2 separate regions of the Mus musculus genome follow, and region 2 is linked to region 1. Evidence: chromatin loops called from intact Hi-C (ENCODE). Cell type or tissue: heart. All regions are shown on one strand. Each heading gives the region's core, and the rest is flanking DNA. Links, peaks and the distances in the headings are about the cores only.

The links. Peaks named below come from ENCODE experiments on the same cell type or tissue, not always from the same donor. Only the 100,000 strongest peaks of a DNase experiment are listed, where the experiment ranks them.
Region 2: it touches region 1 in a loop (2.9-fold over the local background); 2 of 42 quality-filtered maps call a loop at or near these places.

The regions. Positions count from the first base shown.
Region 1 is chr6:85,913,624-85,918,014 of GRCm38, reverse strand. It overlaps Nat8f1 (N-acetyltransferase 8 (GCN5-related) family member 1), which reads left to right and starts at 2,383. Exons shown (of 2, transcript NM_023160.3): 1 at 2,383-2,481. Tprkb (Tp53rk binding protein) reads right to left here and starts at 2,296. Exons shown (of 6, transcript NM_176842.3): 1 at 2,225-2,296. In heart, for the core only: CTCF peaks have their summits at 1,895 and 2,100 (motif pointing right); a DNase peak (open chromatin) is centred at 2,304; H3K4me3 peaks cover 2,067 bases; H3K27ac peaks cover 1,774 bases.
Region 2 is chr6:86,008,007-86,012,397 of GRCm38, reverse strand. 4930553P18Rik (RIKEN cDNA 4930553P18 gene) reads right to left here. Exons shown (of 2, transcript NR_155305.1): 2 at 3,045-4,391. Among named protein-coding and RNA genes, the nearest start is that of Gm33319, 2.3 kb to the right of the region's middle. In heart, for the core only: a CTCF peak has its summit at 2,240 (motif pointing right); no DNase peak of the experiment used is centred there.

The sequences.
Region 1 (4,391 bases), core at 102-4,101:
GGAGGTTCCTCAGAAAGTTGGACATAATACTACCAGAAGATCCAAAAATACCTCTCCTGGGCATATACACAGAAGTTCCAACTGGTAATAAGAACACATGCTCCACTATGTTCATAGCAGCCTTATTTATAATAGCCAGAAGCTGGAAAGAACCCAGATGTCCCTCAACAGAAAAATGGATACAGAAAATGTGGTACATTTACACAATGGAGTACTACTCAGCTATTAAAAACAATGGATTTATGAAAGTTTTGGACAAATGGATGTATCTGGAGGATATCATCCTTAGTGAGGTAACCCAATCACAAAAGAACTCACATGATATGTACTCACTGATAAGTGGATATTAGCCCAGAAACATAGAACACCCAAGATACAATTTGCAAAACACAAGAAAATCAAGAAGAGGGAAGACCAATGGGTGGATATTTCATTCCTCCTTAGAATAGGGAACAAAATACCCATGAAAGGAGTTACAGAGACAAAGTTTGGAGCTAAGAGGAAAGATGGACTATCCAGAGACTACCCCACCCAGAGATCCATCCCATAATCAGCCACCAAACCCAGACCCTATTGCATATGCCAGAAAGATTTTGCTGAAGGGACCCTGTTATAGATGTCTCATATGTGGCTATGCCAGTGCCTGTTAAATACAGAAGTGGATGCTCAGTCATCTATAAGATGGAACACAGGGCTCCCAATGGAGAAGCTAGAGAAAGCACTCAAGGAGCTGAAGGGGTCTGCAACCCTATAGGTGGAACAACAATATGAACTAACCCGTACCGCCAGAGCTCATATCTCTAGCTGCATATGTAGCAGAAGATGGCCTAGTCAGCCATCACAGGGGAATGCCAGGGCCAAGAAGCGGGAGTGGGTGGGTAGGGGAGCAGGGCGGAGGGAGGGTATAGGGAACTTTCAGGATAGCATTTGAAATGTATATAAAAAAATCTAATAAAAAAAAAACAAAAAAAAGAACTATGTCAAATGTTTTCTCAGCATCAAATAAAATGATCATGTGATTTTTTTCTTTGAAAAAAAAAAAAAAAAAGAGTCATGTTGACATTTAGTTCCCGATGTGTGATATTAAACGGTGAGGCCAAGTATGGAATTAAGAAGGTGGCTAGGACTTTGTACTAAGAGATAAAAATAAAAAATAATTAATCCGCTCATATCACTATAAAGTTAATAGTTTACCTCAGGGGCAATTGGGGCCTTTGAACTCAAAATTTTGTTTTTTGGGTTTTGTTTTGCTCTGCCTTCCAAGTGCTGGGATTAAAGGTGTGTGCCACCGCTGCCCAGGTCAAAATTTTGTTAATCCAGTTATATGATTATCAAATAAAGGCTTCTATCTCCAAAGCGATTCTATTACAAATGAAGTTTGCCTAGCCTCCTAACCTGCTCCCTGGCTTGAGGCAGACGCTGGCAGATCTCTGAGTTTAAGGCCAGCCTGGTCTACAGTATGAGTTCAGGACATCCAGGGCTACACAGAGAAACCCTGTCTAGGAAAACACAACAAAACACCTCACCCACCATGAGGTACTGTGGTATTAGCAACAGGAGGTGGTCTAAGGCTTCTCACGTCCAGTGTCCACGTTCTGACTCTATATCCACATCTCTCCTGACTCATCCTTGTCACAAGCACTGCCATCACCTCTTATCAATAACACCTTAACAGCGTCCTCATCCGGGCCCTGTCACCAGTAATGCAATTCTAGCCTATCCCAATGGTCACGGGGTCCTTCAGGAGGAAGTCAGGCTGAAGCTAAAGCACTAACTATGTCACTGGGACCAGCATGTAGTCTGGACCCTGCCTGACTCCTCTCCAACCCGGATGGCATGGCCTGCCCTCGGCTTAGGCTGGTCAGGCTTTCCAACAGGGCGTCCCTACTACCCTCAGGGCTTCTTGCCTGGGTCCCTCCTGCCAAGGCCGCTCGCTGGCCCGGGTAAAGCCTGGGGTGGAGGCGACTCCGCTCTCCGCCGCGCCTCCCTCCCAGCGCTGGGCCTGGCTGTGGCTGTGCGGTCCGCACGCGGCTCCTCCAGCCTCAGCCTCGGGCATCGCCTGCAGGGGGCGCCCCGGCGCGCGCAGCCGAGCGGCCTTCCGTCCCGAGCCGCGCTCCTGAGACCATGTCGCTCTCCACCGGGGCTCGCGACAAACACGGGCAAAGGCACGCGTACTTCGCCCGCAAAACTGTCCGCAGGGAAAGAGCAACAGGGCGGAACTCACCCTGCATCCTACGCCCGCATCAGAAGATCGTCCCCTAGGAAACTTAGCTCTCTACTTCCGGAAGTGCTTAATGTTTGATAGGTGGGCGGGCGCCGAGGCGCCCAGTTTCCGGTGGGCGTGCTCCTGGCTCTAAAATGGAAGTGGAGCGGACTCCTAGTACCGCTAGAAGCTGCTGGCGGAGGACAAGGAGAACTAACTCTAATTTGTCCCGGCTTCGGAGGTGGAAAAGCCCCCACTGGTCGGGCCTAGAAGCTGAGGTATGGTGTTGTCAGCCCTGTTCTTAGCCTGTGTTGAACACTCTTTTCCTGTGAAAAAGAAAAATATTCACCAGGATGGGAGTCACAATTTATCAGAGCTTTCCAGACTCAGTTTACCGAGTATGCTCTTGGGTGGAAACGGGGATCTGGCGTGGTTGTGGCTTACATTGAAGGAGCGCTTCCGGTGCTTGGAGATCTAGAGACAAGTGGACTTTCACAGCTGTGACAGAGGAAAGAGGCAAATTTCTTGAGCAGACCAGAGGACGCGACGCTGGGATCAAGTCCCCAGAAGCCATCCGCCTCAGGGAATTATACAAGACCAGGGTACTGCTCACGGGGAAGGGTGGCCACCAAGATAGTGAGTCCGGATTTTAGTCCTTGCTACCTGTCAAGAGAACCCAATGAATAAAGAGCTTGAATCTTAAAATTAGTTTATCCAGAGAGAACCTGCAGTCTGAAATAGTAGGTTAATTACCCTACAGACATGCATTCCCTGCCATCTTCACCCAGCAGAATATATAAGGAGGAGATAGGGCCATAGGCAAAGACAGCCAATAATCCTGGAGCTCCGTTTTGTTTTGCCTCTCTGGCCAGATGGTCAACATGAGGACACTTCTCATATGATGTTTGCTTCTTACTTTCTTGGCTTTCTCCTCGTCTGCAGGTGTTTGGACACAGGCACATTGGAACTCAGAATCTAATTAATTTCTACTGATAATCGACCTTACACCCCTACAGAGATACCTGGGAGGTTAATTCAAAACAAATGAGAGGGTGTCCGTTTCGTTTCCTTTCCTCAGTGTGAAGTACAAGTGTGTCTTCATAATCCAGAATATGAAAGTGTCCCTATCTGTCCCCAATCATTCTTCACTATCAGTAGCAACTCTGAGATCTGTGTCATATGAAAGATGACATCCTGACACCGTGCACCTGGTTGGTTGTCGGAATGACTTCTTTTCTTGTAAGAGAATTCTCTGGCACAAAAAGATGTACATCAGAACATACCATATGTAGCAGGAGCAGCTGTGTCTTGGAGTGAGAATTTCTGAAATATGCTTTGTTCTGAAACAGATATAGACAATAAAGGTCTGAACCAAAGTTAGAAGACAGTGTCAGGTAGCCACATATAAAACCATTTCTCTGTAACTTCTCAGCTTTCCTTTTGGAAAGTCCACCACAGTGAGTCCAGTCTCACTCACCAGGGCTAGACTGCCCTGCACTTATAGCCTTTCTGTTTCAGCTTCCCCAGTGCTGGAATTTCACACAAGCAGTGTGACTTGGTTCTAATTCTGACTCCTTTCCACATCTCTGAAGATACTATTGTTTGGTTGTGGTGGTTTAATTTTATCTCTCAGCCCTGTGATGGGATCTGTCCCAACCGATCTGATTCTGTGTTGAAGGCGTGAATGAGTGACACATGTCAAGGAATTAATGCCAATAAACCCTAGAGCCTACCTTGTCTATTTTTTTTTTTTTACATTTTGTTTATCCTGTTGGTGACGTCCTTGCATCTCCATTAAATCACTAATGGGGATGTCCATTAGAGGCTGTATTTCTGCAGAATGTCTGCAGGCAATAGCCATATAACTCTTATTTATTTATTTATTATTTTTTATTTATTAGATATTTTCTTTATATAGATTTCAAATGCTATCCCGAAAGTCCCCTATACCCTCCCCCTGCCCTGCTCCCCTACCCACCCACTCCCACTTCTTGGCCCTGGTGTTCCCCTGTATTGGGGCATATAAAGTTTGTAATACCAAGGGGCCTCTCTTCCCAGTGATGGCCAACTAGGCCATCTTCTGCTACATATGCAGCTAGAGACACAAGCTCTGGGGGGTACTGGTTAGTTCATATTGTTGTTCCATCTATAGGGTTGCAGACCCCTTCAGCTCCTTGGGTGCTTTCTC
Region 2 (4,391 bases), core at 111-4,110, 94 kb before region 1:
CAGAGTGAGTTCAAGGTCAGCCTGGTCTACACAGAGAAACCCTGTCTCAAAAAAAAAAAAAAAAGAGAAAGAGAGAGAGAGAGAGAGAGAGAGAGAGAGAGAGAGAGAGAGAGATGCCAACACACTGCAGGCCTCAGGGAGTACGAGTGCCACTTACTAAGCTAACAGGCAAATGCGCCTGAGAGGTTCTTTGCGCTTGTTGATGGAGAAGCACCAGCGCCTCAGAAGGTGTCTCCCCTCCTCCCTAGAATTGGCTTTGTTTGAAACAGGGTCTCACTATGTAATTCAAGCAGGCTAAAAGTAATGATAGCATTAATGCCTCTCTTCCCCGCTATCAGGATGTGAGGCAGCATACCCAGCAAGTGTTTGGGTTTTCATCTTCGGGATGAGTTACCTAATTGCCTTGGGCCTCAATGAAAAGTGTGCACATAGACAAAGTTCATCCCAAAACTAAGAAGCAAGGCCTATGGCTGTGCCCCAGGACAATAAACAATAGCAAGAACAGAAGTGGCTTCCTGTGTGCCACTTCCTTCCTCAGGCCCTCCGCCTGCTACCCCAGGGTCTGCAGGGCCCACAGAATTAGTGCCATTGTGCTTTGTCTGGTGTGAGGCTGGAACAGCTGAAGGCTGAGGGGAAATCCCATGTGCACTTGGAGAAGATTCCCACGAGTCGCACTGTCTTGCTGTGTTGGGGTAGCCAGGCACATCCAACTTCCACCAGAACTCCAGACGCTTCAGCTCTCCTTCCGGGAGTTGTTGTCAGTCCCCCAGTGCTGCCTCAAGCCTGAGCACACCTAGCAAGACCTGTGCACAGAAACATTCCCAGAGCCCTGGACTTAGGGGTTTCTATTTTTCTTGGGGTTTTTTTATTTAGAAGGCTATTTTATGTGTGTGTTTGTAGGTATGTGCATTCCTGGTGACAGCTGAGGTCCCCAGAGAGAGTTAGATCCCCGGGAACTAGGGAGCACTGAGCAGTGTGAGCCACCGTGTGGGTTCCGAGATTTGAACTCTGATCCTCACGGGTAAGCCCAATTCACGGTTGAGCACGGAGCCTTCCTTAGAGCCCACACACTGTCTTCAAAGTAAGTGGTGCTCTGGAGAGCACCGCAAACCAGAAGGGTTTCTTTTCCTCTCATCTGTTTATCTGGGAGAATGGACAGTGATGACCTTGAATGCTCATCCCAGTCCTGTACCAACAGAGCAACCTCTCCTAACACTCTGCACCTGCCAACAGCGTGGTGAGAGGCAGCAGGGGAGGGGGGGGTGTGTCTCCTGGGTCAGCTTTCATGTGAAGAGAGATCGCCTCTGTCCTCACTTAGGCCAGACCAGCCAGCAGCAGGGGAGAGCATGATAGGGAAGGACAGAATGGGAGAAGTGGAAAAAAGAGGGTTTCTGGGCAAGGGCAGGGCTGGAATGGGAGCATGCGCAGAGAGGACACTTACAGATGGACTTCCGGTACTCATGTACTGGAGCTATCCACAGGGCCAGTGGTAAGAACATGGCACACTGTAGTGATGCGTTGGTCACCAGGATGGCTCCCATGTAAGATACATTTGTTGAGTGTTGACTGTGGAGACGGGTGAGAGCTCACCTTTCTCAGGCAGGAATGACTGGGGCAACGCTTGCCAACCCTGGCTGCCCTTGAGGGTCCCATCAGGAATCATTCTCTACCCAAGGAGTTCATTGATGTCATGTTAGTCGCACAAGTCTAGACGACCTTGGAACAGCAGCTCAGTTCATAAAGCAAAGTTCAGTGTTGGCTTCAACTTCACTCGACGTCCTAGGTGTGGCCCTGGGAGAGTCAGCATGTGACCTTAGAAGGGTGGATGTCTAGGCAACTGAACCCTGACGCTGGATGCAATCTGGAACTCTGAAAAGGCATAAAGGCCCAGAGGGAAACAAACTGCCTCGTAAATATGTAAATCCATAGATTAGTGCTGCTTTCCCTGTTGGTCAAAGAGGCTTCTTTTGCATGGGGAGTGGTTAATGTATAGACTCCTTACTCTTCAAAAGGTTGAGAATGAGTATTGAGTGATAAGCCCCAAATGAGATATCTATATCAGACACACACGCACACGCATACGCACATGCACACAACTTACTGCTCAGGAGGTATAAAATGGCACAGAAACAATGTGAGAGATGGAGGCTGGGGAGGAGTGCTGTGGCAGCCTCTCTTCTAGACAGGTAAAGACCATTGCACTCATGAAACCCAGCCACTGCAGTTACTTCCACGAAAGCTCCACAAGGTGGAGCCCTTCAGCAGTCCAGCATGCAGGGAGCTATTGATTGTTTGGGAGACAGGAATCATTTTTCTTTAGGGGTGTAGAGAATGGGAAGTTGCCTAGGCTCTAATAGAATCCCACAAGCATGCACAAACAAGAAATCCCAATTAAACTCACTGGGATGTTCAAACACAGAAAATGAGGCCGGCAACGTGGCTTTATGGGACAAGACCCTTGCCACACAAGCCAGACAAGCAGAGTTTAATTCAGGGATCCCACAGGGTGGGAGAAGAGAACTGGATTCCTGCAAGTTATCTTGAACTCCACAGAGCCTCTGGCATACAGGCGCACATGCATGCGCACATGCATATACATACTCAGAGAGACAGAGTAGATAAATGTACATTTAAATAAGACTTGACAGAAGGAGAGTGTTTAGGATAGAGGTTTTGCGAAGACTTGGAGGAGCATGGGAGAGGGCATTGAGGAGTAAACATAATCAAGAATAGTTATAGACAACGTCAAGGATGAGGTTTAAACTTTGTAACAGTAGTAATTAAAAGTCTTTAATCCCAGCTCTTAGGAGGCAGGAGCAAGAGAATCTTGGTAAGTTCCAGGCTAGCCTGTGCTACCTAGCTGCTTCACACTGAGATCCAGTCACAACCAAAAACAAGAAAGACAGAAAGGGGGGAAATGAGATAGAGGAGAAATAAGTGAGCAGCTAGGACAAGGCTGCCCTCCAGCACCTCGCTAATCTTCACTGTCAATCACACCTCAGTTAACGTGTCTATGACGCCTGATCAGAGAGCAGACCCAGGAGCAGGACACACCAGTCAACTTTTATTGTAGAATTAAATAGCATTGTTAAGAAACTGCAAATCTGTTTCAAAATACACTTAGATAAGTAGAACATGAGTTTCTGTGAGCTTTATGGAGAATGACTGTGTTCTGGGTAGTGTCACTTCTCAGCAAGGCCATCATTAGCAGAAGCAGCAAAGAGACTGTGCACCCACTCACAGTTCCTAGTGAGCTTTGCATTGTAATCTGCCGCTGACAATGAATTTGTCGTGTCATCCCTTTGCAGGACACCCATTTTATTGCTGGACAGAAGCAAGCACTACCTTCTGCAGTAAGGTCATTACAGCTTCAAAGCAATTCCAGACTTCCAGGAAACATGTTCAGGCAAGCAGACCCTCCCTAGGCCAGACAGACTCATAGTGTACTGTGCTGTGATTGGTGGTCATAGTGCTCAGTCAGGATGATTGGCCATCAGGACAACATGGTTGCAGGACTGGACAATCTGAAGGGCTGACGTGGAGTACAAGGAGGGGAGGAGGGCTGCCTCATGCTCTTTCACATGAGACAACCCTGATGCAGTCCACAGAGCTACAGTCATCTCCTCTTGTTTCACATAGCTTGTGAGGTAGCCCACTTTGATCGGGAAATCCTATCATACCTGTGATACTCTGGAGCTTCAGTAGCCAGTGATCATCAAAGTGCAAAGATCCAAACAGCATCCTGGAAGATTCTCCTGGGAGCCCGGCAGAGCATCCCCATCAACAGGATCCAGTTTCCATGGTGTTGGGTACCACATAGCCTGCTGACAAGCATCTCACAAAGCAGACACCATGCTGTCTGCACCAGGAACTTCCGTTTCTACCTGAAATTGCATCTGGGCTTACAGTCAAGCAAAAAGTAACGAAGCTCACCTGAGTCAGAAACTTCACTTGGCATGTTTATCAGTTGGGTTCAAGTTCTGTGCCTCACTTTTTAAACTTTGTCTCTCACAGAAAATTGACAGTGTCCTCACAAACCTTACAACCTGTCCTCAGGCATCCTGAGGTAGGCAAGGCTGGCCAGCAGTGGGTGCACAGGGCTCTTAGGTCCATACTGGTTCCCAGCTAGAAAATCCCATCTTAACCTGTTAGCAAATATACCACCTAACAAAATCAACTTCCAGTTGCTATGAACTCCTAATATACTGTTCTACTCTGAAATAAGGTTCATTAATAGAGACATATCAGTGTCTTCCTCTAGACTCTGTGAATGGGCACATATGCCATTCACACACACCAGAGAACATACATGACACAGATGTAACATATGTGACATAGGTTGAACATATACATAGATATCTACACCATCCTACATATATACATATACAAAA